Linked DNA regions of Homo sapiens: regions 1, 3, 4, 5 and 6 are each linked to region 2. A link is a contact called in ENCODE Hi-C or POLR2A ChIA-PET data. All regions are on one chromosome and are shown on one strand. Each heading gives the region's core, a stretch centred on a gene start or an enhancer-like site at or near the end of the contact. The rest is flanking DNA. Distances are from core to core; before and after follow the strand shown. Region 1 holds the start of SMARCD1 (SWI/SNF related BAF chromatin remodeling complex subunit D1). Region 2 holds the start of ATF1 (activating transcription factor 1). Region 3 holds the start of BCDIN3D-AS1 (BCDIN3D antisense RNA 1). Region 4 holds the start of CERS5 (ceramide synthase 5). Region 5 overlaps GALNT6 (polypeptide N-acetylgalactosaminyltransferase 6). Region 6 holds the start of RACGAP1 (Rac GTPase activating protein 1).

Region 1 (4,131 bases), core at 58-2,557, 680 kb after region 2:
TTTGTCAGCCATCTTCTTTTTCTTTGCACTGTTGGGAATAAATACTATTATCAGGTTGGGACAGAACTAGTCAGAACGTGAAAATAAGCTGTCAGCACGTCCATTTATAGTAATGTGAAGGGACTGCAAAGCTTCTCTCAAAGAACTACCACCACCACCACCACCACCAAGCATTCTCAAGGATGAGTTCTGTAGCACCATCTGCTGACACAGCACCACCACTTCTTGGTTCAGGTACTCCCACCACCTGTGTCCTCCCAGGCTCCCTCCCTCCCTCCCTCTGCCCCAGGATCATCTTACTTGTGGTTTCGATTTTGGACCGCCTGCTGCTGGACCTGCTGGATCTGCTGAGGGGCAGGTCTCTTGCGGGACTGATCCATCCCTGACTGGGCCAGGCCAGGTCGGACTGAAGGGTTCCCCCCATAGCCAGGGGGTCCCATGGAAGGTCCCTGAGGTGTCATTCGGCTGCCTGGCAACATACCTGGTCTCTACAGAGGGGAGAGGACCCAGAGATGTCATGGTTTCACCTGCTAAACCCCATCAAGAAAGAAAAGCAGGGAACGCCTGAGATCTTTGAATGAAGTAAGGTTTAGGGATGGAATGGAGGACAATGAGAGGAGAACCCTTTGCTCCAGTAGTGACTCCATAGAAAAACAGAGTCCAAAAGCTAAGCGAGAGCCAGATTATACTCAAATTCTCAGTCTATTTTGGATGGGACACATCGGACATCGCCAGTTCCACATTTACTCTGCTAGCTACTATCTCTTTAGAAGCTGACCTCAATTTGTCAGCTACACGTTCTGTGTTCCTCTGATCACTGGAGCTGCTCAAGCCCCTTTGCACTCCGGCCCTCATACAGGTATCCCTGGACCCACTTCACCCACCCAGGTTCTCTACCGACTCCCCAGGGAAACAATGCCCCTAGGAGCAGGTGTGTAACTGCCTCCCCCTCTCTTTCTGCGCACTGCCTCCCCCAACCCCCACCCAGAGCCCGAACCCCTCCCAAGGGAGTCCCTCCTACTTCTCCCCCCACCCCTGTCACTCCCATGTCCCCGCTCGGCCCCGCCCCCGGCCCGCGCGCCCCTCCTCCTGCCCCACTCACCGGATAGGCCGCTCCGGGCATCGGGGAGCGGTACAGCCCTTGACCCGGAGCCGGGCCCATTCGCACAGGAGGCCCCGGAGTTCCGCCCGGGCCCAAGGCAGCAGCCGCGCCCGCCCCTCCTGAGGCTCCGGCGCCGCCGCTTGGAGCCACAGACTGGAAACCCGCCCGGGCCGCCATCTTCCCGGAGCCGCCGATGCAGCCGCACAAAGAACCGGAACCGGAACTCCCCCCGCCCCCCGAGCGCCCCCCGAGCGCCCGCCTGTTCCCCCGGCCGGCCGGCCGGCACGGGAGGCTCAGGGCAGCGAGACTATGGGATAGAGCGGGGCGACTAGCGGAAAAGGCGTGCTGGCCACGCCCTCCCGCCTTCACGGTCCGGGAGGGAAAACCATAGAGAAGAGCTCTGCAATAGAGAGGCCGCGTGAGCGGGCGCCCCCAGGCCGACGGGAGGAAGACAAGGACCTGGAAAGGGGGACGGACCACAGCCTCAGCCCCAGTCTCAACCCCAACTCGAGCCCTCTGATGAAGAGGGGCTTGGAGTAATAGCTTCATCTTGGCGCATGGCGTTAACTTTCCAAAACGCTTTGACTGCTTTTCGTTTCGTTTTCTTACTGCTATAACTATCAGGGGCTGAGGAGGGAAACACAGTTTATTCCATTTTACAAATGGGAAAGCTGAACTCACAGGTGAATGACTTGGCAAAGGTCAACCAGCAAGTTAGCCATAAAGCCGAAGCCAAGATTCCAGATACCCTTGCTCATAGCCCGGGACTCATTCCACAGATAAAGTGCCTCAATAAGTACCTCACGTGGGAACTTCATCCTAACTTTCTCTCTGACCTAACCTGCTTCCGGATTATTATTTTTTATTTTTTATTTTTTTTTAGATGAGGTCTGTCTCTCTCTCGCCCAAGCTGGAGTGCAGTGGCACCATCTCAGCTCACTGCAACCTCCGCCTCCCAGGCTCAAGTGATCCTCCCAACTCAGCCTACCAAGTAGCTGGGACCACAGGCATGCACCACCATGCCAGACTGTTTTGTATTTTTGGTAGGGATGGGGTTTCGCCATGTTGCCCAGGTTGGTCTCGAACTCCTGAGCTCAAGCGATCTGTGCTCCTCAGCCTCCCAAAATGCTGGGATTACAGGTGTGAGCCATTGTGCCTGGCCTCAGATTTTTTTTTTTTTAAATATTAAAAAATAGGGATGGGGGGCTGGGCACGGTGGCTCATGCCTGTAATCCCAGCACTTGGGAGGCCCAGGCGGGTGGATCATGAGGTCAGGAGATCGAGACCATCCTGGCTAACACGGTGAAACCCCGTCTCTACTAAAAACACAAAAAAATTAGCCGGGCGTGGTGGCGGGCGCCTGTAGTCCCAGCTACTCGGGAGGCTGAGGCAGGGGAATGGTGTGAACCCGGGAGGCGGAGCTTGCAGTGAGCCGAGATCGCGCCACTGCACTCCAGCCTGGGCGACAGAGCGAGACTCCATCTCAAAAAAGAAAAAAAAAATAGGGATGGGGGTTTCACTATGTTGCATAGGCTGATCTCGAACTCCTGGCCGCAAGTGATCCACCTGTCTCAGCCTCCCAAAGTGTTGGGATTACGGGCATGAGCCACCGTGCCAGCCTGCTTCCAGATTTTATGATAAGTTCCAGTTTATCTTGAATTTTGACTCTGCTCTCTCTCTCTAAAGCATCCTTTGTATTGGGGATTCTGTTTTGGAACTTTGTTGCCTTTGACTTCTCCCTCTTTCCCTGCCCAGTGGTTCAAACTATTCCTGATATAATGGTCAGCCTGTCCCATCCCAGGGGGACCACAGTGTCCCTACTCAAACCTTCTCCTTACTCATCCCCTAATTGGCCCCAAACCAAGCTCAGCTTTAGGCACTTAGTGAGAATATCTAAATACTTTTTCAAATAAGAGAACAACACTGAAGAGGAGATGGTTGAAACCCAGTTTATTAGACCAGAGGCATGCGTCACCCAGAGCCCTGCCTGCTGTTCCCCTATCCAATGCACACTTTTTGGCCTCATTCCTGCTTCCCTCTGGGGAGGTATGATCTCTGAGGAAACTCTTAGGAACCAAGAGATTCCAAAGATCCTACAGCCTTACTCTCCAGCTCCAGGCCAATGCAGCTGCTCACAGGTCCTGTTCTGGGATTGAAGACCAAGACACAGCTAGGGAAGGAAGGCCTGAAGAGGGGTTGGGGCTCAGGCCTGGAAGGAGTGTCTGGTGGAGGGAGGGGGGGCAGGCCCTCCACCTCACTTGTCTCTCATTAAGATAGGGTGAGACAACAGCAGAGCTTTCAACTCCTCCTCTAGGCCTCTCTTTCCTCCCAAACCCACCTCACCAGAAAATAAAAGTGGTGGGCTTGGGTATCAGGTGAGGAAAGGGGGCTGGGCACCCAGAAGGAGGAAAGGCCACTGACTGAGGACCTCAGCTTCTGCCTGTCAGCATCCCACTGCCCCAACTTCAGGAGTCGCCAATCCCCAGCTCCCTTCTGTCTCTGACACACTTGGCTTAGTGTCCAGGGTAGACCTCCATCCCCTGGGTGGGGGCTATCTCTACAGCAACCCCTTCCCTGGGGATGCCACTGTCAGCTGGGCAGAGGGCAATGGGATAGGAGGAGCAGGGGAAGAGAATGTTAAGGCTGCAGGGAGGGCCGAGGGTGCCCGGGTTGGGGGAGAGGGTGAGGCCAGAAAGAGGCAGAGCTTGTGATTCACAGCTTCCTTTGTCGCCACTGAGACAGTGCAAAGGTTACAATGCGCGTGTCGTCTCCTTGTGCTTCTCAGAGGGATGTGTGTACACAGTACAGACACCAGGGGAGAGAGTCCAACTCTTTATACAGGCGAAGGCATTCAGAGACCAGGGAGGGAGTAGAAACATAGAAGGTGGAACTTGGGGTGGGAGAATGGTTCTCAGAGACAAGAGGGGATGGGGTGGAGACAGACAGGGCTGGGAAAGTATATACAGAGATATAGCAATATAGAGTCTGTATCATATAGAAATAGAAAATGCAGATGAGGTTGTTGAGAG
Region 2 (3,893 bases), core at 780-3,279:
TCAGGGTTTCTGCACTATAGTCCCTTTGTGGTCGCCAGAAATATGTTACAGGACAGGCGTCCTGATCCAGGCCCCAACTGAGGGTTCTTGGATCTCGCGCAAGAAATAATTCAGGGCAAGTCCACAGTGCGATGTAAAAGTAACATTATGAAGAAAGTAAAGGAATAAAAAGAACGGCTACTCCATAGACAGAGCAGCCCCAAGGGCTGCTGGTTACCCCTTTTTACTGTTATTTCTCAATGATAGGCTAAACAAGGGGTGGATTAATCACGCCTCCCCTTTTTAGACCATATAGGGTAACTTCCTGACATTGCCATGGGATTTGTAAATGGCGCTGATGGGAGTGTAGCAGTGAGGATGACCAGGGGTCACTCTTGTGGCCATTTCAGTTTTGGCCGGCTTCTTTACTGCAACCTGTTTTATCAGCAAGGTCTTCATGACCTGTATTTTGTGCTGACTTGTCTCATCCTGTGACTTAGAATGCCTTAACTGTCTGGGAATGCAGCCCAGTAGGTTTCAGCCTCATTTTACCCAGCTCCTGTTTAAGATGGAGTTGTTCTAGTTCACACGCCTCTGACACCATCTCTATTTAAAAACAAACAAACAAACAAACAAAACAAAACAAAAACTGGCAAAGATAGCACACCCTATATTTAAAGTCAGAAGGGACTGCCACCTGCTGGTGATCGGGTAGGAATGGACAGATAGCTCACAGACCAAACCTAACCCTAAAAGATAACGGCAAGTATTAAAGAGCTAATACATTCGACTTTAGGGCAACAGTATTGATTCTAATTAAGACACGGAGATAACTGCATATGATAAACTCCAAGAAAAAAGAGCATTTTAGAAGAACGCATTTCTGTTAACAAAAACCTCAGGTTAAAATGCATTCTGAGACATAAATGCCTACGAACTCATCACAGGTGAGGCCAGTTTGACAAAGATGCCTGCCAGATCCACGCCGAGCTTCTGAACCCTAAAGGTTCTCAAAGACTACCAGTTGCCCAATCTCTTCAAAACACTAGCGCCACAACCAGACATTATTTCACATTGCAATCATTTCAAAGCGATTCAGCCGCCAGCTGCACGGCGTCGATCAAAGTGAGAAATGCCAGGCTTCGTTTTTTGACATACAAGATCAAAGAGAAAGTCACCCTCGGCTGGGTCGCCCATCCCAAAGGGTACAGACGCCCTTGTGTCATTCCTAGCCAGGGGTAAAGCCGCCTACTGTCCCCACTCTGTCTCCGCTGCCAGGCGCATCTCTCCAGGACTGTCTGGGGCGTGCGCAATGCCCGTGCGTCGGTTGCCCGCTAGACTGCAAGCTCCAGGAGGGTAAGGGGCGCGCCTCTTCCCTCAGGGTCGCCAGCGCCGACGCGCTTCGAGGACCCTGTCGCGGGGTTAACCAGACCCGGGCTCCGCTCGGCGGACACCGCGCCGAGGCCATATCCGCGCCGCCCTCCGCCCGGCTCCGGGCCCAACCTCGAGACCTCCCACGGAGAGCTAGCGCCTGCGACTGCAAAGGGCGGCTTCTGAGGCGAAAGCCACCCCGCGGCGGGCGGTTTCGGGCTTTACTTTTATTTGGGGGCGAGGGAAAGGAGGAGACGCACGACTGGAAGGGCGCAGCGCAGCTCTGCACCGAGGCGCGGAGGCCGGAAGCGCGGGCGGCCCCTCCCCCTGCCGCTGCGCCCCTCCCCCACCGCCACCACCGCGCGCGACCCCCACCAGGCGCGCGACCCGCGCTGCGTCCCCGCCGGCGCCACGTTCCCGCGTCCTTCCCCGCCCGGGCCACGGGGCACGTCCCTCCCCGCCCCCCACTTACCTGTGGCTGCCGCCTCGCCGCTCTCCGGGGCGGGAACTTCCACTCCCCCCTCCCAGGTAGATCCGAATTCACTACCCACTTCCCCACCCCCTCACGCAGCGGGGGACAAGCCTCCTTCTCGGGGGTCAGGCGGGGCGGGGAGAATCAGTGTCACTTAACAGCCAACTGTCCTAAGCTACCGTTTCCTCGGCAGTCAGGGCCGCTACTGGCGGCATGATCTACACAAGCCTGGGGGCGGGGGCGGGGGCGGGGGAGGGGAGGGGGGCAAAACTGAGCACTAGTGTGCGTTTGGGGTAGGCTATGGCGCTGCCTCCGCGCGGGCCGCCGTCCTGCGTCACCGCGCTGCCCACGTGACGCGCCGCCATCTTGTACGCGGTCCTGACTTGTGGCTAGGGGTTCCTCGGAACGCGTTCCTCAGGCTGCAGCGGGAGAGGGACGGTGCCTGCGGTTCCGTTTCTCCTTAGGAGCTGTACCCCACCCGCCCTACGTCCGCTTCCGGAGGCCATGAGCAGCTGGGTGCTCGCGGGGGGCGTTTTCATCGATTAGTGGCGGCGCTGTCAACTCACCTGCCAATTGACCTTGACCGACGCCGGCCCTGTCCTCTTGGAAGGAGAAATGAAGAGTGAAGGCTTTGACTTCCTCAGCTTTTTTTTTTTTTTTTTTTTTTTAGATGGAGTCTCTTTTTTTTTTCCGAGATTGAGACGGGGGTCTGTGGCCCAGGCTGTAGTGCAGTGGTTCGATCTCGACTCACTGCAGCCTCCAACCCCGGGATTCAAGCGATTCTCCAACCTCAGCCTATGGGGCAGCTGGGACCACAGGCGCGCGCTACCACGCTCGGCTTGAAGAGATGAGGACTCTATGTTGCTCAGGCTGGTCTTGAACTCCTGGGCTCAAGTGATCCTCCGCCTCGGCCTCTCAAAGTTCTGGGATTACAGGCGTGAGCCACCGTGCCCGGCCTTACTCAGATTTTTCTTAATCCCATAAAGTAACAATGAGTTGTGTCCTTTAACCCATGTGGAAGGATTTTCTACAGAAACGGATTTACAATGAGACATAACGATGTGGCCGGGCGCGGTGGCTCATGCCTGTAATCCCAGCACTTTGGGAGGCCCAGGAGGGCGGATCACCTGAGATCGGGAGTTCGAAACCAGCCTGACCAACATGGAGAAACCCCGTCTCTACTAAAAAATACAAAAGTAGCCGGGTGTGGTGGCGAATGCCTGTAATCCAAGCTACTTGGGAGGCTGAGGCAGGAGAATCGCTTGAACCCGGGAGGCGGAGGTTGCGGTGAGCCGAGATCGCACCGTTGCACTCCAGCCTGGGCAACAAGAGCAAAACTGTCTCAAAAAAAAAGAAAAAAGAAACGTAACAGAGTGTTAATAAAATGTTATGCCGTCATTTTAATGCATTACAAAAACTTCAGAATATTTTTGGGTCTACCTCTCTGGAAGGGAGTTATGCCTTATTCTTAATTTTTAAAATTTCCTTGTAAAATGCTGTTTTATGGCTTTAATGATAGTAAACGACAAAAGATAAACTTTTTTAGTATGCTCTTGACAAAAGTTCCGAAAGTTTTCTGAAATTTTACTAGTTTGAGATCCCCAATTTAGGAAACCGATTTAGTGGAGAGAGCTTTGCCTATTTTTGGCCCTTTGGGTCGGAGAATGTGATATAAAGCCGAAGATTTACTCTGCCAGACAGTCTTAAGAGGTCACTAACGTTTAGCTATTGACATTCAGCAAAAATTGTGGATTACCTATTAAATGCTAGACCAGGGGACAACTGTTATTAAGTCAGTGTTTCAGCATTACTGAAAGAAAAGTGGCCTATAAAGGTAAGGGAGAGGAAGAGTTTCTCAGATACCAGCCTTCGATGATTAACAAAGTCCAGCCTCAATCATTCTGGAATCCAGAATATTGATGGCTGGAAGGCTGGTTGTACAAGTTTATTGTTCTTTGGTGTTTGGTTTTTTCTTCCGTGGACCACAGAATGCTTAACAAAAGTTGATCAGTAAAAAGCGGGGGAGGGGCTAGGCGTCGTGGTTCATGACTGTAATTCCAGCACTTTGGGA
Region 3 (4,402 bases), core at 645-3,144, 940 kb after region 2:
ATAATACTCAGCAATAAAAAAGAACAGATTACTGATACACATGGATGGATCTCAAAAACATTACTAAGCTAAAGGATACAGACACAAGTACATACTGTAAAGCTCCATATATGTGAAATACAAATGCAGACAAATCTATGGTGCTATAATTCAGGAAGTTGCCAGGGGAGGGTGGTGGTGGGTGTGGGGTGATCAACTATAAAGGGGCATGAGGGAACTTTATAGGGTGGTGGTTCAGTATCTTGTTTTGGGTGTTAATTACATAGGTGTATATTTTGAAATTCACCAAACAAAGCACCTAAGATGTGTGCATTTTATTGCACGTTAAGAATAATTTAAGGGCCGGGCATGGTGGCTCACATCTATAATCCTAGCACTTTGGGAGGCCGAGGTGGGCAAATCACCTGAGGTCAGGAGTTCGAGACCAGCCTGGCCAACATGGTGAAGCCTCCGTCTCTACTAAAAATACAAAAATTAGCCAGGTGTGGTGGTGCACTCTTATAATACCAGCTACTTGGGAGGCTGAGGCAGGAGAATCACCTGAAATCAGGAGGTGGAGGTTGCAGTGAGCAGAGATTGTGCCACTGCACTCCGTCCAACCTGGGACAGAGTGAGACTCCATCTCAGAGAAAAGAAAAGAATAAAATATTTTTTAAGCAAAAAAATGAGAAAGCTGGTGGGGGTACCCATCAAGACATCTTTTAGGTTCCAGTAATAGCTGTCCTTGGGCACTCTTTTCATCAAACTACCTCTATGCTCAAGAACCCAAAATGACTTCTTTATCTTATGTCTTGTCACATCCATATCCTTATTCTGCTCTCCTCCATAAGAAACCTCCTCCATTAATTTCTCCCACTTCCCAACGTACCACGGTGATCTGCTCACGGTCCCACGCAGATAATTTGCTCTTTCCTATCTGAATCTCCTTGTGGCCTTTACCCTGCCTGGACCCTACTCAAGCTCTCTCTGCCCTTCAAATTCCGTATTTAAATAAACCTCCTTCAGAAAAGAACTCTTAATCCTAGCCAATCTGAGCACCCTAACTTGCCTTACTTTTTATGTTCCTTTATTGGACTAATATGATACTCTAAGCTGCATCCTTTGTATACTCGCAACAAAAGAAATTTTAATGAAGTAGGCGGAGACTGTACCTAGGGATTCCTTCGTATTTCCCTGCAGAACCCAGGTGAGAACCTACATTTCTGGGGCAGTCACTACAATGCAGGCTGTGAGGGTTATACGGTATTTAGGCAAGGGCAAATAGGTGTTTAATTAAGGACTAATGGGAATGATATTGAAGCTCTGAGGCTCTGCAGGGGCCTGGATGGGCTGTTTGCTTTTCCTCATCCTCACCGAGATAGCAAGTGGTTGAGAACAAGGTTGCATCCTTTTTCTGCCCAGCCTTCCCCGCAAACCAGTGAGGAAACGACCAGCACTGCCGTCTGATGAGAGGAGCCTGTTGCTGTAACTGTTTTCCAGATTACTGGGGGGACGACCCCATCCTGGAGAAGGAAGAGAGAGGCGGGAGCATTTAAGGCCAAAGAGGCACTCAAGCCTTTCCCCCATGGATTTACACCCAACACGTATGCAGAAAAGCAAATTACAAACACCGACGCTCACAACCACACATACACGTGCACGCCCAGCCCCACAGAAGCAAACGCGCATGCCTGTGGGCCCGCGCGCACCTACTTAGTTTTCTCTGTTCTAGACGCCCTCATTCCACCCCCGCTCGGCCCAGCCCGGCGTCCTCTACCCAGGCACGGCTGAGGTTTACCAAGCCCGGCCCGGCCTGGAGAAAGTGTTTCTATAAGGGGGAAGGGAGGTCCTTCCCACCAAAGCGGAAGCGGCGCGCGCCGGCCGGGCAGACTTAGCTCGCGTCCTGGGAACATCTGGAGGGGGCTGGGAGGGGCGCGCATCCAGGCTGAACGTGGATTGGCTGCTAGGGAGGAGGGAGGCGGGGTCAGGGCCAGGGGCGGGGCTCCCCGGCCCCTTTAAAGCCTTGACATCAGGAGGCGGCTCCGGCACCCCCCTTTCTCTGCCCCCCGCCCCCAAGCCGCGGCCATGGACCTGGCGGATCCGGCCTGCCCTGGCCCAGCTCAACACCTGATTTCGGTGAGTTCTGGGTCTACTTGGGATTGAAAGGGCGGCGAGTGCGGGGGGGCGATCTGTAGCTCCGGGCCGGGGGGAGTGGGGTGTGGAGGGTAAGGCTCTCGTGGCAGTACAGAGTCGGAGAGGGCGTCGCGGCTTCCTGCCCAAACCCTGCTGCCCGCCCCTCCGTCCCTCCCTCCAGCCGCACCCTCCTCGGGGGTCCGGCTGCGACTCTGTGCACCCCCACCCCACCCCCTCCCGCCCCCCGCGCCATCCTCGCGCACACTCCGTGGCCCCGGAAGGGAAACTTTCGGGAGTGGGGGATGTTCCGGGGGCCGGGCTCCCCTCCCTCTTTGAAAGCACTGACCTTGCCCCAGCTGCTCACCCCACCCAACCCGCATCCCACCGTCCGGGTGCCGCTTAGCGGTGCCGGGTTATTGCGGGGGGAGGGGCTCTCTCCCCAAAGCGCAGGCGCGGAGACGAGCCTGGGGCTCCCTTTCGCACTCCTTCCCATTCCCCGTGGCCTGGGGCGGTAGGGCCTGGGGAAGGCGGGGAGAGGCGGAAAGACCGGGTCTCCTAGAGAACAGCCCCTTCAAAGGCTTTGAGGGGCTGCGGGAAGGAGGAAGGACCTGGTGGGCTGCACGCTGAAGAGAAGCTAAGGGAGGGAGAAGGGTTGGTTGGGCAGGGAGCAGGGACAGGGCAGCGTCTGCAGAAAAGGCCCTCTGGGTGCTGGCTGCGGTGCCAGAAGAATGCAGAGAATTCATCTGTGCCCGACGCTTCCCTGGCTTAGCCCAACTAAGAAAGCGGCTGCCCGGATCCTAGCTCCCCTCTCCCTGTCCTGGGCCCAAGGTCCCGCGTTATCTCCAGTCCTGGCACGGCCCCAAGGGCACAGAGGGCCCTCACCTCCCACAGGCCTGGTTTTCCAGGCATCCCAGGGCTGGATCAGCTGAGTCCACTTAGTCTGTCCAGCTGCTACTTCTTAAAGGCCTGCCTTGCTGAGGAGCTGGGGGTCTTGGGCTAAGGAGTTCTCTGGCTGTAGAGGCAATCCCTCCCTCCCACTTCTCCGCGTCTGTCATGGGTCCTCCTTCTTAAGCACAATGGTCAGCCAGAGGAAGTGGCCCGGGCAGGGGTGGCCTGGGGAGCAGTAGAAAGAGTGTCAATGCCTTACCGTTTTGTGGTCAGTACTTTCGGGGAAAATGAACATAGCCCATTTGCCTTGTTGCAGACCCTCCCTTGCAGACATTACGCCATCTGGCTCTCTGAGACTCCTTGTGTGATAGGAAAATTCACTTCTCAAATTGGTCCCCCCATCTTCCTAAAAACAACCTGGGATTAGTGGGTTTCCTATCCCAAAGAAACCGTGTGTATTCCTTTCCGGGGAGATATTCCCATGTTCAAGCTTGTTTTCAAAGTCTATGGTCTGTGCATGAGGTGGCTTTGTCCCTCCAGCATCTTTCTCCAGCTCTGGCCCTCACGAAGAGAGTGAGGACCTGGAGGGGCAGGTGCTGTGGTTGGCAGGGAAGAAGGATCTTCATGATAGGCCGGTGAAGACCTAAGTGTTTGGGGAGCAAGCGGGTATCAATAAAGACAGAGTCAGAAGCTCTGGTCCCTACTTTTCCTAGCTTGCTGTATGACCTTGGCCAAGACAGTTTGCTCTCTGGGGCTCAGTTTCCCCATCTTTAAATGTCAGTAGTTGGACTAGATAGCTCTAATATTCCCTTCCACTTTTTGACATTGAATGGTTCCACTGATGGGTGAATCTATAGGGGAGAAAGGTCCTCTGGCAGAATGGTTCCATTTAGAGGGAGCTAAAGTGTTGGGTGTGCTTTAAATTGCAATTAGTTAGGATTAGAACCCTGGGTAGAGAGAACAGATTCCCTTATTCTAAGCCTGAGAGTAGACCTTGTCCCACACACCCCTGGTGCCTTGGGATATGAACTCCTGCTCCTGCTGGCTTGGGTTTGGCCCACCCATCACGCCTGTGGTGAGACATCCTGGCCCTTTGAAGAGGAGCTGAGAGAGGAGGAGGCAGCCAAGGGCCAGCAGGGTAAGCAGATTCCCAGGAGACAGTTTACGTCTCAGCTGTTGGGACTTGTTTTAGGATCTGGGCCAGGGAGCACAACATACTCACCCACCCGCCCTCTTATAGGAGGAGGGCAAGGAGGGCCCCACTGCTTTTGCCCATCCCACCCCCAGCCCTGCCCACCTCACTGCTGTACTCACACCCCCAGGTCCCAGGCAAGGGGCTAAGGATTCTTCCCCACCGCCCTCATCCAGCCCAGCCAGCCTCCCAGGCCCTGCTATACCAGCC
Region 4 (4,239 bases), core at 1,140-3,639, 600 kb after region 2:
CAGCTCACTGCAACCTCCGCCTCCTGGGTTCAAGCGATTCTCTTGCCTCAGCTTCCCAAGTAACTGGGACTACAGACACGCACCACCACGCCCAGCTAATTTTTGTATTTTTAGTAGAGACGGAGTTTCACCATGTTAGCCAGGATGGTCTCGATCTCCTGACCTGTGATCCGCCTGCCTCGGCCTCCCAAAGTGCTAGGATTACAGGCGTGAGCCACCGTGCCCAGCCTAAAGGAGTTTGAGCAATGTATGATTCTCAAATTGGGCAGCCCCTGAATCACAGCAGATTCAGAGAGACCCAGCATATCCACAGAGACCCAGCATATTCACGTGGTGGAAGATTTATGGACAGCAAAATGAAAGTGAGGTACAGAAACAACCAGATTGGTTACAGATCAGCGTTTGTCTCATTTGAACGTGGTTGGAACAGTTGGCTACATTTGATTGGCCAAAATTCAGTGATTGGCACTGGTGTGGTCTACGTTCGATTTACACCTCCACTTGTTACAGTTCACAATGTACAGAAAACCTTTAGGCCGAACTTAAATATGTAAGGAGGCAGCTTTAGATTAAACTTGACTTAACACTAGCTACCACTTCTTACCTACATAACTTTGGGCAAGTTGTTTGGCCTCACTGGACCTCAGTTTACTTATCCAGTGGGGATAACAAGATCAACTTTATAGGGTGAAGGAGTGAAATAACCTGTGTAAAATGTTCCATGCAGTGCCTGGCACACAGGAAACCTCATCAAACATTGGCTATTTATTTTGTTTTGCCTTTAGGTCCTTTAGATATACTTTTTTTTTTTTTTTTTTTGAGACGAGTCTCACTTTGTCGCCCAGGCTGGAGTGTAGTGGCGCAATCTGGGCTCACTGCAAGCTCCGCCTCCCGGGTTCACGCCATTCTCCTGCCTGAGCCTCCCAAGTAGCTGGGACTACAGGCGCCCGCCACCATGCCTGGCTAATTTTTTGTATTTTAATAGAGATGGGGTTTCACCGTGTTAGCCAGGATGGTCTCGATCTCCTGACCTCATGATCCGCCCGCCTCGGCCTCCCAAAGTGTTGGGATTACAGGCGTGAGCCGCGCCCGGCCTTTTTTTGTTTGTTTTTGTTTTGAGACGCTCTGTTGCCTAGGCTGGAGGGCAATGGCGTGGTCTCGGCTCACTGTGATCTCCGCCTCAAGCAATTCTCCTGCCTCAGCCTCCCGAGTAGCTAGGATTACAGGCATGCACCACCACACCCGGGTAATTTTTGTATTTTTAGTAGGGACGGGGTTTCACCATGGCCAGCCTGGTCTCGAACTCCTTACCTCAGGTGATTCTTCCGCCTTGGCCTTCCAACGTGCTGGGATTACAGGCGTGAGCCACCACACCCGGCCTGCCTTTACGTATACTTTTTGAGTGCTTCCCTTTTCACTTTGTTTTTCTTCCATTTCCTTTTCCCCAAGAGAAGAATAAAAGGATTTTTGTAAACTTTTTTTATTTTTATTTTGGGACGGAGTCTTTGGTCTGTCGCCCAGGCTGGAGTGCAATGGCGCGATTTCGGCTCACTGCGACCTCCGCCTCCCAGGTTCAAGCGATTCTCCTGTCCCAGCTTTCCGAGTAGCTGGGATTACAGGCACAGCGCCACCAGGCCCAGCTAATTTTTGTATTTTTAGTAGAGACGGGGTTTTGCCATGTTGGCCAGGCTGGTCTCGAACTCCTGACCTCAGGTGATCCGCCAGCCTCGGCCTCTGAAAGTGCTGGGATTACAGGCGTGAGCCACCGCGCCCGGCCTTTTGTAAACTGTTAAGTCCATTTTTTCTGAGGAAAAGTGACTAATTTTTAAGGGATAAAGCAGTGAAAGTAGGCTGAGGTCACGGGGCACGAAGGGAAGAAAAGGTTGGGAGCGAAAAGAACTCTAGTGGCGGACAGTAGTGGGCAGGACCAGCTGACATCCAAGAGAAGCCCTGACCTGAGAGATCGATCTGGCCTCCGGGAGTGGAGACAGAGGTACCGCCTGGGTGGGAGCCGGAACGGATTCGATTCCAACAGGCTGAGAAAGGAGAATGTCCCCGTAAAGGAGCTAGGCCTGAAATAAGGGGTGTGGCCGTAGCTGGATGGAAGAGTGAGGGAGGAGTAGAAGCGTGGCCTAGACCAGCAGCAAAAGAGGGCGGGCCCAGGGCCGCCCGAGGCGTGGTCCCAGGGCCGGGCTGGGCGAGTCAGAGGCTCGGGAAGGGGCGTGGATCCCCGGAGGCGGTCCCCGGGTTGCAGTGAGGGAAGTGGGCCGGGAGGAGAGATGGGCGGTGAAGAGGCCCGGCCCTGCCAGGGAGGCGGGCGGATCCGTGGCAGTGACCAGAAGGGGCCGGAAGGGGGTGGCCGCCGGCCGGGCCCCGCCCTGGGGCCGCCTCCCCGCGGGTTCCGTTGGCTGTGGCGGCAGCTGACGCTTGTGGCGGCGGTGGCTTCGGGGTGGGCGTAAGATGGCGACAGCAGCGCAGGGACCCCTAAGCTTGCTGTGGGGCTGGCTGTGGAGCGAGCGCTTCTGGCTACCCGAGAACGTGAGCTGGGCTGATCTGGAGGGGCCGGCCGACGGCTACGGTTACCCCCGCGGCCGGCACATCCTCTCGGTGTTCCCGCTGGCGGCGGGCATCTTCTTCGTGAGGCTGCTCTTCGAGCGGTGAGAGCCCGGGAGCGAGCGGCTCGGGGGCCGGGCGCGGGCCGGGGGCGCCCCGCTGTGGGAAGGGCCGAGGGCCGGAAGCAGAACTGCAAGGAAAGCCCGGAAGCAGGGGCTGGGGGAGCTTGGGCCGCGGCGGGTGATGCTAGGCGCGTGGGCGAGGTGGTAGCCTAGATGGAGAAGGAGTTTGGGGCGTGGGCAAGAGAAAGAGTGAGGGTCTAGGGGAATGCTGGGCCCCTTCAATGTTAGATCCGGAGTTGGATTGGGGGGGTCATATAGGCCTCCTCCCAACCTCCAAGGGTCCTACAGATGAGGAAACAGGTTCAGTGTGAGCTCTGGCAGAGGCCCCGAAGAGAGGGATAGGAAGGGGCCAGGAGAACCAGAGCTAGTTGTGACCATGGAAGCCGAGGGGTCAACGCAAGGGCCAGACGTTCCAAGGGAAAGGAATGGACTCATCAGACTCTTAAGATTTGTTAGGACGCTTGAGTTTCCGAGAATTGGGGGGAACAGGATTAGTTTGGCCCTAAGAGTTGGTTTGGTATGTCAACTCATGCACGTTTGTTGGTAGGAGGGTAGAAATCTGGTTGGGATAGGGTGTGGTGGAGCCCTAGGCTTCCAAAGTAATGGAAAGATGTCAGATTAGTTGCAGAACAGGCCTTGGGGCCTGAAATGGAAGGAGGAGTGTGTTCGAAGGGATGGAGGAGAGCCACAGGGCTTTATCAGAGGACAGCTATATTGAGCCAGATTCTTTTTTCTTTTCTTTTTTTTTTTTTTTTTTTTGAGACAGAGTTTCGCTCTTGTTGCCCAGGCTGGCGTGCAATGGCACGATCTCGGCTTACCGCGACCTCCGCCTCCCCTGTTGAAGCGATTCTCCTGCCTCAGCCTCCCGAGTAGCTGGAATTACAGGCACGCGCCACCACGCCCGGCTACTTTTTGTATTTTTAGTAGAGACGGGGTTTCGCCATGTTGGCCAGGCTGGTCTGTAACTCCTGACCTCAAGTGATCCGCCCGCCTCTGCCTCCCAAAGTGCTGGGATTACAGGCGTGAGCCACCGCACCCGGCCTTGAGCCAGCTTCTAAATGAGTTTAGCAGAATTGCAGTATACTTTGTTCAACCACATGATTTCACCTTTAAGTGAATGGATCATATGTTTGTCCAAGATAAAGATATTCACTGAGGCTTTGGTGTGTGATATTATAATGTGAATTTATACCTGTGGGTGATTTTGATCAAGTCTACTCAGACTCCAAGAAAGGAGACATGTTTCTGCCATAGGCCTCAGGTAATGAGGGTGGTTCTTGGACATCTGTTCGTTTTGCCTTTATCCAAGCATAAATGATTGTAATGCAGGAATGCCCTTTCTAGGATGGGAATATGTTGCAGGTGAAATAATCTGTTAATTTCTGAAAGATAGCATCTGTTTGGGATTGCTTCTTTGATTTGCCTACTGTTTTTGACTCAAGTCTTTCAAAATCTTGTGTTCTATTTAGCTAGTCACGCATCCATTTATTCGTAGTATTTGTGCATCATCATCATCAAAATGCTCTGCCAGACGTTCAAGTGCAAAAATAAAGATGCTTAAGTG
Region 5 (4,373 bases), core at 1,589-4,088, 600 kb before region 2:
AGATTAACCAGCTCTCATTACACACACACACAAACAGGACTGTGTCTCTGCCGAAATACAATGTCCCTGCTCTCTGACCTCCACTCCAGGCACCCAGTAGTAGCCCTATGAGAGTGAGTCTAAGGGCATTTGATACCATGGGGGAGGAGACCGCGTGCTGAGCTGGGGAGCTTTTTCTTCCCCACCTCTGAGTCAGAACCAGGGCACAGACCTCATTCCTGAGTGGCTAGGTCAGCAGCCAGGGTTCCCTCCCTGTCTGGCACACTCCACCAGCTTAACTAAATTAGAGGGAAAAAAAAGAAGAATGCAGGGCAATGGGTTAGTGAGTGAGTAATTAGGGAGCTCTTTTCACCGGAGTAGCCAGGAAAGACTACTCTTAGTACTCCCTGCAAAGGGAGCAGCCAACACAGAGGCCTGAGGCTTGACTTGTTAATGAGGCAGAAAGAAGACAGTGTGGCTTAAACAAAGTAAGCCAGGGAGCAGAAAGAGTGCTGGTGGAGTGGGTGTAAGGAGCCGGGCCCATGGCTCATGCCTGTTAATTCCAGCACTTTGAGAGGCCGAGGCAAGAGAACCCTTGAGGTCAGGAGTTTGGGACCAGCCTGGCCAACATGGAGAAACCCCGTCTCTACTAAAAATACAAAAATTAGCCAGGCATGGTGGTGGGCACCTGTAATCCCAGCTACTCAGGAGGCTGAGGCAGAAGAATTGCTTGAACCCCGGAGGCGGAGGTTGCAGTGAGCTGAGATCACACCATTGCACTCCAGCCTGGGCGACAAGAGCAAAACTCCATCTCAAATAATAATAATAATAATAATAATAATAATAATAATAATAATAATTTTTTAAAAGGCTAGCGGGACCAAATTGTGAGACCTCCGTAAGCCACCGACAGTGTTTGGATTTTTCATGTGTGTATGTAGTAAAAGGCACGACATAAAACGTATCATCTTCACGGTTTCAGTCCACAGTTTATTGATTTTAAATGCATTCACATTATTGTGCAACCATCTCCGGAACTTTTTTTTTTCCCTTTTTTAATAAGATGGGGTCTCACCATGTTGACCAGGCTGGTCTGGAACTCCCAGCCTCCCAAAGTGCTAGGATTACATGCGTGAGTCACCACAACCAGCCAATAACTTATTTTTTGTCATCCCAAACTGAAATTCTGTACCTATTAAACATGAATTCTCCACGCTGTCCTCCCCACAACCCCTGGCAACCACCCTTCTACTTTCTGTCTCTATGAATTTGATTATCATAAGTGGAATCATACAGTATTTGTCCTTTTGTGACTGGCTTATTTCACTTAGCATAATGCCTTCAAGATTCATCCATGTTGTAACATTTGTCAGAATTTACTTTATTTTTTTTGAGATGGAGTTCGTTCTTGTTGCCCATTGGCGCAATCTTGGCTCACCGCAACCTCCACCTCCTGGGTTCAAGTGATTCTCCTGCCTCGGCCTCCCGAGTAGTTGGGATTACAGGCACGTGCTGGCTAATTCTGAATTTTTAGTAGAGACAGGGTTTCTCCGTGTTGGTCAGGCTGGTCTCGAACTCCTGACCTCAGGTGATCCACCCACCTTGGCCTCCCAAAGTGCTGAGATTACAGGCGTGAGCCACCAAACCCGGCCCAGAATTTACTTTTTAAGGCTGAATACTATTCTATTGTATGTATACACCACATTTTGTTTGTCCGTTCATTCGCTGATGGACACTGAGGCTGTTTCTGCCTTTGGCTATCGTGACTAATGCTGCTGTGAACATTGGTGTGCAAATATCCAAGTCTCTGCTTTCAGCTCTTCAGGGTATATGCCCAAAAGTGGAATTGCTGGATCATATGGTAATTCTGTCTTTAGTTTTTTTTAAGGAACCATCATACCTTTCCATAAGGAAACACCATGGATTTGTTTTTAAATACAATTTGAAGCCGCTGTAGTGACATGATCTGATTTATGATTTTTAGAGAGAATTTTACTTCTCACAGTAGCTGCCGTGTCAAGAATAGATTGAGGAGAGTGGTATAGAAGGCAGAAAAGCAGTGACTGTGGGGATGAGAGAGAGAGCTGGCAGTACCTGCAGATGTGCTGATTGTGGAAGGGGACAGCAGGGGGGATTCTAGCATGACTTCCAGGTTAGAGCAGCTGGAGGGATGCTGGCACCGTGTACTGACGTGAGGGAGACTGGGGGGCAGATTTGCAGGGGAAATTCAGAGCCTGTTTTGGGCATATGTTGAATTTTCCATTTTGTTCCACATCCAAGTGAAGATGGCAAGGTCAGGAAGGAATCCCTGGGAGCCATCTGCATGATACTTCAGATCATGGAACTGAGTGCGGTGTCTGTGTTGGCATCCCAGGGGTCTTGTGGACTTGAGTTGTGAGGAGTGAAGCTGGTTGGGGTGGTGGGGTGTTGAACCTAAGTTGGAAGGCTGTCACGGCGGGGACATGAGTGTGTGGCTGGGCTCACCGGTACAGCTATGCTCAGCTCCAGTCTCCTCAGTTCTGGGTCTGTCCAGTAGGTCTGGGGGTGGAACAGGTGGAGTATCACGAGGGGCATTGCTTAGGGGAGTTGTCTCCCCAGAAGGGCTTGAGGCCAGAGGCTGGAAGCCTCTCAGGCTGAGAATCCCTGGGTCTGGCCTCACCAGACTGGAAGGAAGGCGTGGGAGAAGGGCTTTGTAGTGCTCGGGGCCCCCCCTGAGGTTCACAGCTCAGTGCTTCACTGTCTCTCACCACAAAACCCACTTCCTATGATGTTTTGTCCGTGGGTTATCTCCACTACCGTGAACTTCCTGTGCGCAGAGCTGGGCAAGCTCTCGGGGAAACACAGCAGCCATGCTGAGGAGCCTGGGCTTCCTCCCTCCTTCCTGTCAGGGCCAGCACCCGGGGCTGCAGGTGCACTATGAGTCTCAAAGGGCAGGACCCAGACCAGGCCCCTCCCTTCCCAGAACAGCATCTGGCACCTGGCAGCACATTGACAGACATTTGTGGAGTGAGTGCTGGGCTGAGGCTGCTGCATGAGGCTGATTTTGATTCCTGAGGTCCTGGCCCCCAGAGATAAGAGGCCTCATTCCTGGAGTTAAGTAAGATACAGCCCCCTCCTCAGATGACTGCCTGAAGAATCCATTCATAAATGAGCGCCATGTCATAATCACCTCACCTGTCTGTCCAGTAGGATTGAAGAAGGAAAAAGTGGGCGGGGCGTAGTGGCTCACGCCTGTAATTCCAACTCTTTGGGAGGCCGAGGCGGGCAGATCACTTGAGGTCAGGAATTCGAGACCAGCCTGGCCAACATGGTGAAGCCCCATCTTCACAAAAAATACAAAAAATTAGCGGGGCGTGGTGGCAGGTGCCAATAATCTCAGCTACTTGGGAGGCTGAAGCAGGATAATTGCTTGAACCCAGGAGGTGGAGGTTGTGGTGAGTCGAGATTGCACCACTGCACTCCAGCCTGGGCGACAGAGTAAGACTCTGTCTCCAAAAAAAAGAAGAAAAAAAAAAAAAACATGGAAAAAAAAAGAAGGAAAAAGCTGAAATTCCAAATTATAGAGACTTTCCTTCTCCTAGGCGCCACTCTCCAGGACAGTGACTAAAGAACAGCTTCAACAAACCCCTTTCTCTCCCTTTCCCTCCCGGGATCTCACACACAGGGAAATGGCAAGGCCTTGGGTGACTGCGAGAGGAAGCAGAGACCACCTTGAAACTCGGGTGCATTAAGTCCTTGGCCTTCTCATCTTAATCTGCTCCAGAATAAAAAAATTTAAAAAAAAAAGTCCGTGGCCTCACTGGTGGTCAAGAGACCACCTTGAAACTCAGGTGCATTAAGTCCTTGGCCTTCTGATCTTAATCTGCTCCAGAATTAAAAAATTAAAAAAAAAAAAAATTCCATGGCCTCACTTCCCCTGGAGGGAGAAGGTGGGGAGTCCTCACATGCAGACTGGCTAGGATCCTGCTGCTGCCCTTTGTGCTTCTGCCACCCTGGGCTAGTCACTTTGAGTCTTACTTTCCCCATCTATAAACACTGGGGACAATACTCCCTGTTTCATAGAGTTGTTAACTATCATAGAGAAGATTAAATAAAGAAGTCACCATGAAGACACCTACCTCACCCACACCGGCACACACTCCAGCTCAGTGCTGGGTTATTGTGTGCGTGCATTTGTGGGAGATCAATTGCATGCAACCCCCTAAGCTGCTTAATTTCAGGACCTGCCGTTTGTAGAATGCTGCATTCAGAGCAAGGCCCAAGCTCTGGGCTGATCCCACAGTCCAAAAGGAAAAGGACACACAATTGTCACATCTGTCCCCCACATCTGAAACTGCAGGCAACTCCATTCTGCACAGAACAGAACCGTGGCAGAGATAAACCAAAATGGCAGT
Region 6 (3,859 bases), core at 995-3,494, 740 kb after region 2:
TCTCTTGCCTCAGCCTCCCGAGTAGCTGGGATTACAGGCGTCTGCCACCACGCCTGGCTAATTTTTGTATTTTTAGTAGAGATGCGGTTTCACTATGTTGGCCAGGCTGGTCTCGAACTCCTGACCTCACGATCCACCCGCCTCGGCTTCCCAAAGTGCTGGGATTACAGGCATGAGCCACTGTGCCTGGCCTTGTGTATTTATTAAATATATGCTTGCCTCATTCTTCAGAGGTCACATGATCTTCCTATTGCCAGTAATTTTCCATTCCCTTCTCTCCTGTAAATTCCTATTCACACAAGACCCAGCTCAGATCAGTCTCTGCAGGCTTTTTTAACACTCCCACTCCCCAGATAGGATTAATTGCTTCCTTGTCTGTGCTCCTAAAGTACTTTATACATGTCTTTGTCCTACTACTTATTTCATTTTATTATAGGTATCTAAGCAGGCACAGGCTAATGCAATCAATGAATGCTCCTGACCTTGAAAGGTTGTTAGGAGGATTAAATGGGATAACAAATGCACAGTTCATATTTTCTTTCTTCATCCCTTTCTTAATAATATTAATAATAATCTGTATTGCAGTTTACCAAGTATAAACTTTGATAGTGTACCACACTGTGTCTCAGTCGATCTGGGAATAAACCTGTGAGATAGAGATGGGATTATTATTTCTACATTATACTTGGAGGAAGTGAAGTACAGAAGTATTAAAAAGTGATAATATGGGTGGGTCAGCCGAACGCCTGCTATTGTTCAAGGCCAGGTGGAGTGCTACTGTCTGTAATCCCAGTGCTTTGGGAGGCTCAGGTGGGAGGATCACCTAAGGCCAGGAGTTCAAGACTAGCCTGGACAACATAGTGAGACCCTTCTCTACAAAAGATAAACAAACAAGCAAAAGAATTACCTTGATCATGTGCCTGTAGTCCTAGGTATGAGGGAGGATCCCTTGAGTGTAGGAGTTCATATTTGCAGTGAGCTATAATTGTGCCACTGCACTCCAGCCTGCGTGACAGAGTAAGACCCTGTCTCTAAAATAAAAGTGGAGTCAAATTTTCGGGTTACAAAATTTGTGATGTGATTTTTGGATAAAATACAATTTTATATATTTATGGTGATGTTTTGATGTATGTATACACTGTGGAATGACTAAATCAAGCGAATTAATATATCCATTACCTCACATACTTTATTGAGGTGTGTGGTGAGAGCATTTAAGATCTACTCTTAGCAATTTTCAAATGCATTATACTTTGTTATTAACTACAGTCACTGTGTTGTACAATAGATCTAAATTTTCCTCTAACTGAAATTTTATATCTCTTGACCAACATCTCCCTAATCTCCCTCCCCCAAATCTGTGATCTTTCTTTTCTTTTTTTTTTTTTAAATTAAGGACCAATGTGACAGTAAGTGATCTTTCCTTTAAACCACAGCGCTTCTTGTATGCTCCAGCCAGTATTTTTCCAAATTGCGGGTAGCCATGCGTTGTTGAGTAGTGAGTTCTGGGTACTTTGCATGTAGTAAGGATGAGCAGAGTTTTCATTACCCGGTTGCAACGTAAAATGTATTTCTCACTGTGGGTCCAGAGTTTTTAAAAAGCATGAAAGCTCCTGTGCTAGCACAATGCCAAGTTCTAAATAACGTTTATTAAATGGAATTATAGTATTTTATTTTCATTTTGTATTTATTTTTGTTTTCTAGAGCTATCGCCTCCATTCGTAGCTACTGGACAGTAGAGACCATACCATCTTTATTTTTCCGATTCCCAGTGGAGTGCTTGTGATGATGTGGGCTCATTCAATGTGTGTCAAATAAAAGTCTGAATGGATACATCAATGGAAGGGATAATATAGCTCAGTGAATGTGCTTGAAACTAACTGCTGTTCTAACTCCTGGTATTCTTCTGATTCTACTGTGAGAGCTGACATTGTTCAGTTAATCGTTTCCAAGGGCCCTAGTCCCGCAGACAGTGAGACCAAGAATAATTCGCATTCAGGAAGTACCACTTGCCCTTAGTCAATATGGCATCCTGAATGACTTCCGGAAAGGGCACCGCAAAAAAAAACAAAAAAAACCGAAAAACCGTTGACATTAGTCAAAATGGCCACCTTTGGCTTCGCTTTGTCAGAATGCGCATGCTCATTCCCGTTCCCGTCACCTCCGCGTGGCCCTGACGCGTACGTCACACCGTAGAGGGACGGCGCGGGAGGAATAAATTTCTCTGTGATTGGTTGGTGAAGGTTTTCAAACCGGAGCTGTGGGCGCGGCGCTGCTCTGCCGTTGGGTGAGGCGCGGAGCGAAGTGAAGGGTGGCCCAGGTGGGGCCAGGCTGACTGAAGTGAGTAGTGGGGGTGCCAGACCAGGTGCGTCTGCCGCTGGATTGTGATAGGAAGCAGAGTGTTCGTGTGGTGAGCCGTGGCCGCCGCGGGGGTCCGGGACAGCGGGACAGCGGGACAGGCTGGCAGCCACAGCCTCTCCACTCGGGCTTTTCTGGGGTGGGGGTCGTGGCAGGTCGAATGGACGCGGCCTGGGAGGGTCGGGGGCTTCTGTCTTGGCGCCGGGTTTTGTGGAAAGCCGGGGGCGTCTTTTTGAGGTGGTGGCTGGACCAGGGCAGGAGTCATCCTAAACAAGAGTCTCTCAGTCAGATACGAGTTTAAGAGTGGTTGGAGTGACACCCCATCGTTTTCGAAGGGAAGAGCCCTGGTGTTTGAGAGGCCCGGGCGGCCTGCAGTGGAGCCCCTCTACTTCGTGGGTCTCGTATGTCTAGGGAGGCAAGGCAAGGCAATGACATCTTGTCCTTCTCATCCTGATTCTTACCCTCAGTAACAACGAGGCCTTACTTGTACACTTTCACGTACATTTCTCTTCACAGGATTTCATCCGTAGGCCGAGAGGTGTGTGTCGGAAAGTGGGGGTAGGTGGGTAGATAAGCCCTTTTTTTTTTTAAGAAAGCATTATCTTTCTAATGTGTCGGGTAAATAAGCTTTCCGAGTTATTGTAGGTGTTTAGAGAAGGCGCCTTTCCTGTAGCTTAATCATTCAATAAGTATTTATCTTTTGGAGGGGACTTAAAAAAATTTTTGTATATTTAGGGGGTACAAGTGCAGATTTCTTACATGCATATATCGCGTCGTGGTGAGGTCTGGTCTCTTAGTGTCCCCATCACTCAAATAGTGAACATTGTACCCAATACGTAGTTTTTCAACCCTCAGCCCCCTCCACCTTCCCATCTTTTGTATTCTCCAGTGTGTATTATTCCACTCTGTATGTCTGTGTACCCATTGATTAGCTTTCACTTATAAGTGAGAACATGCGGTATTTGACATTCTGAGTTATTTCACTGAGGATAATGGCCTCCAGTTCTATCCATGTTGCTGCAAAAGACGTGATTTCATTCTTTTTTATGGCTGAGTAGTATTCTGTGGTGTATGTCTGTCTATATATTACATTTTCTTTATCCAATCCTTCGTTGATGAACACTTAGGTTGATACCGTATCTTTGCTACTGTAAATTCTGCTGTGATAAATATATCAATGCAGGGGTCTTTTTGATATACTGATTTCTTTTTTTTTTTTGAGACGGAGTCTCGCTGTGTCGCCCAGGCTGGAGTGCAGTGGCGCGATCTCGGCTCACTGCAAGCTCCGCCTCCCGGATTCACGCCATTCTCCTGCCTCAGCCTCCCGAGTAGCTGGGACTATAGGGGCCCGTCACCACGCCCGGCTAATTTTTTGTATTTTTAGTAGAGACGGGGTTTCACCGTTTTAGCCAGGATGGTCTTGATCTACTGACCTCCTGATCTGCCCACCTCGGCCTCCCAAAGTGCTGGGATTACAGGCATGAGCCACCACGCCCGGCCG

What was found. Hi-C counts contacts between places; a loop is a spot of excess contacts on that map. ChIA-PET counts read pairs that join two places held with the same protein, here RNA polymerase II (POLR2A). Pooled maps may share reads with other maps.
Region 1: a loop to region 2 is called in a map of CD4-positive, alpha-beta T cell, with 3 times the contacts of the local background. The contact joins the promoter of SMARCD1 here to the promoter of ATF1 in region 2. A Hi-C loop is called at or near these places in 3 of 168 maps with a recorded cell type or tissue (CD4-positive, alpha-beta T cell, CD8-positive, alpha-beta T cell and K562), 1 of 37 single-sample maps with no recorded cell type and 9 of 50 pooled maps. POLR2A ChIA-PET finds 5 or more read pairs at or near these places in 4 of 52 experiments (A549, HCT116, PC-9 and 1 more).
Region 3: a pooled map shows a loop between it and region 2 (9-fold over the local background). The contact joins the promoter of BCDIN3D-AS1 here to the promoter of ATF1 in region 2. A Hi-C loop is called at or near these places in 5 of 50 pooled maps. POLR2A ChIA-PET finds 5 or more read pairs at or near these places in 3 of 52 experiments (BJ, GM12878 and HepG2).
Region 4: a loop to region 2 is called in a pooled map, with 9 times the contacts of the local background. The contact joins the promoter of CERS5 here to the promoter of ATF1 in region 2. A Hi-C loop is called at or near these places in 1 of 37 single-sample maps with no recorded cell type and 8 of 50 pooled maps. POLR2A ChIA-PET finds 5 or more read pairs at or near these places in 4 of 52 experiments (H1, activated CD4-positive, alpha-beta T cell, activated naive CD4-positive, alpha-beta T cell and 1 more).
Region 5: a loop to region 2 is called in a map of CD8-positive, alpha-beta T cell, with 4 times the contacts of the local background. The contact joins the enhancer-like site here to the promoter of ATF1 in region 2. A Hi-C loop is called at or near these places in 7 of 168 maps with a recorded cell type or tissue (CD4-positive, alpha-beta T cell, CD4-positive, alpha-beta memory T cell, CD8-positive, alpha-beta T cell and 4 more), 4 of 37 single-sample maps with no recorded cell type and 13 of 50 pooled maps. POLR2A ChIA-PET finds 5 or more read pairs at or near these places in 8 of 52 experiments (A673, AG04450, BJ and 5 more).
Region 6: a pooled map shows a loop between it and region 2 (10-fold over the local background). The contact joins the promoter of RACGAP1 here to the promoter of ATF1 in region 2. A Hi-C loop is called at or near these places in 1 of 37 single-sample maps with no recorded cell type and 6 of 50 pooled maps. POLR2A ChIA-PET finds 5 or more read pairs at or near these places in 1 of 52 experiments (A673).

Annotation. Positions count from the first base shown.
Region 1 is chr12:50,082,518-50,086,648 of GRCh38, reverse strand. SMARCD1 (SWI/SNF related BAF chromatin remodeling complex subunit D1) reads right to left here and starts at 1,307. Exons shown (of 13, transcript NM_003076.5): 1 at 1,103-1,307; 2 at 301-488; 3 at 1-28. The coding sequence starts at 1,279. ASIC1 (acid sensing ion channel subunit 1) reads right to left here. Exons shown (of 12, transcript NM_001095.4): 12 at 3,038-4,131. RefSeq lists enhancers at 1-615, 1,465-1,724, 2,082-2,814 and a silencer at 955-1,394.
Region 2 is chr12:50,762,237-50,766,129 of GRCh38, reverse strand. ATF1 (activating transcription factor 1) reads right to left here and starts at 2,029. Exons shown (of 7, transcript NM_005171.5): 1 at 1,823-2,029. RefSeq lists enhancers at 1,166-1,265, 3,566-3,893 and silencers at 1,686-1,775, 1,996-2,075.
Region 3 is chr12:49,826,035-49,830,436 of GRCh38, reverse strand. It overlaps BCDIN3D-AS1 (BCDIN3D antisense RNA 1), which reads right to left and starts at 1,894. Exons shown (of 3, transcript NR_027501.1): 1 at 1,693-1,894; 2 at 1,354-1,502. NCKAP5L (NCK associated protein 5 like) reads left to right here and starts at 2,024. Exons shown (of 13, transcript NM_001037806.4): 1 at 2,024-2,115. RefSeq lists enhancers at 993-1,571, 1,572-2,150, 2,566-2,615, 3,759-4,402 and a silencer at 1,896-2,305.
Region 4 is chr12:50,165,519-50,169,757 of GRCh38, reverse strand. CERS5 (ceramide synthase 5) reads left to right here and starts at 2,389. Exons shown (of 10, transcript NM_147190.5): 1 at 2,389-2,657. The coding sequence starts at 2,461. It overlaps LOC124902931 (a long non-coding RNA gene), which reads right to left. Exons shown (of 2, transcript XR_007063304.1): 2 at 4,135-4,239. RefSeq lists enhancers at 1,040-1,801, 1,853-2,012, 2,903-3,042 and silencers at 2,113-2,512, 2,613-2,762.
Region 5 is chr12:51,367,521-51,371,893 of GRCh38, reverse strand. All of the region lies in intron 4 of GALNT6 (polypeptide N-acetylgalactosaminyltransferase 6), which reads left to right. Among named protein-coding and RNA genes, the nearest start is that of GALNT6, 22 kb to the left of the region's middle. RefSeq lists enhancers at 14-580, 2,419-2,568. Within about 2 kb of position 2,838, at least 7 of the 41 ENCODE cell types and tissues checked have a DNase peak (open chromatin) inside an H3K27ac peak, as active enhancers do; they include CD8-positive, alpha-beta T cell, endothelial cell of umbilical vein and natural killer cell, where a contact is called at or near this core.
Region 6 is chr12:50,023,879-50,027,737 of GRCh38, reverse strand. RACGAP1 (Rac GTPase activating protein 1) reads left to right here and starts at 2,244. Exons shown (of 17, transcript NM_001319999.2): 1 at 2,244-2,340. RefSeq lists enhancers at 138-432, 2,292-2,381.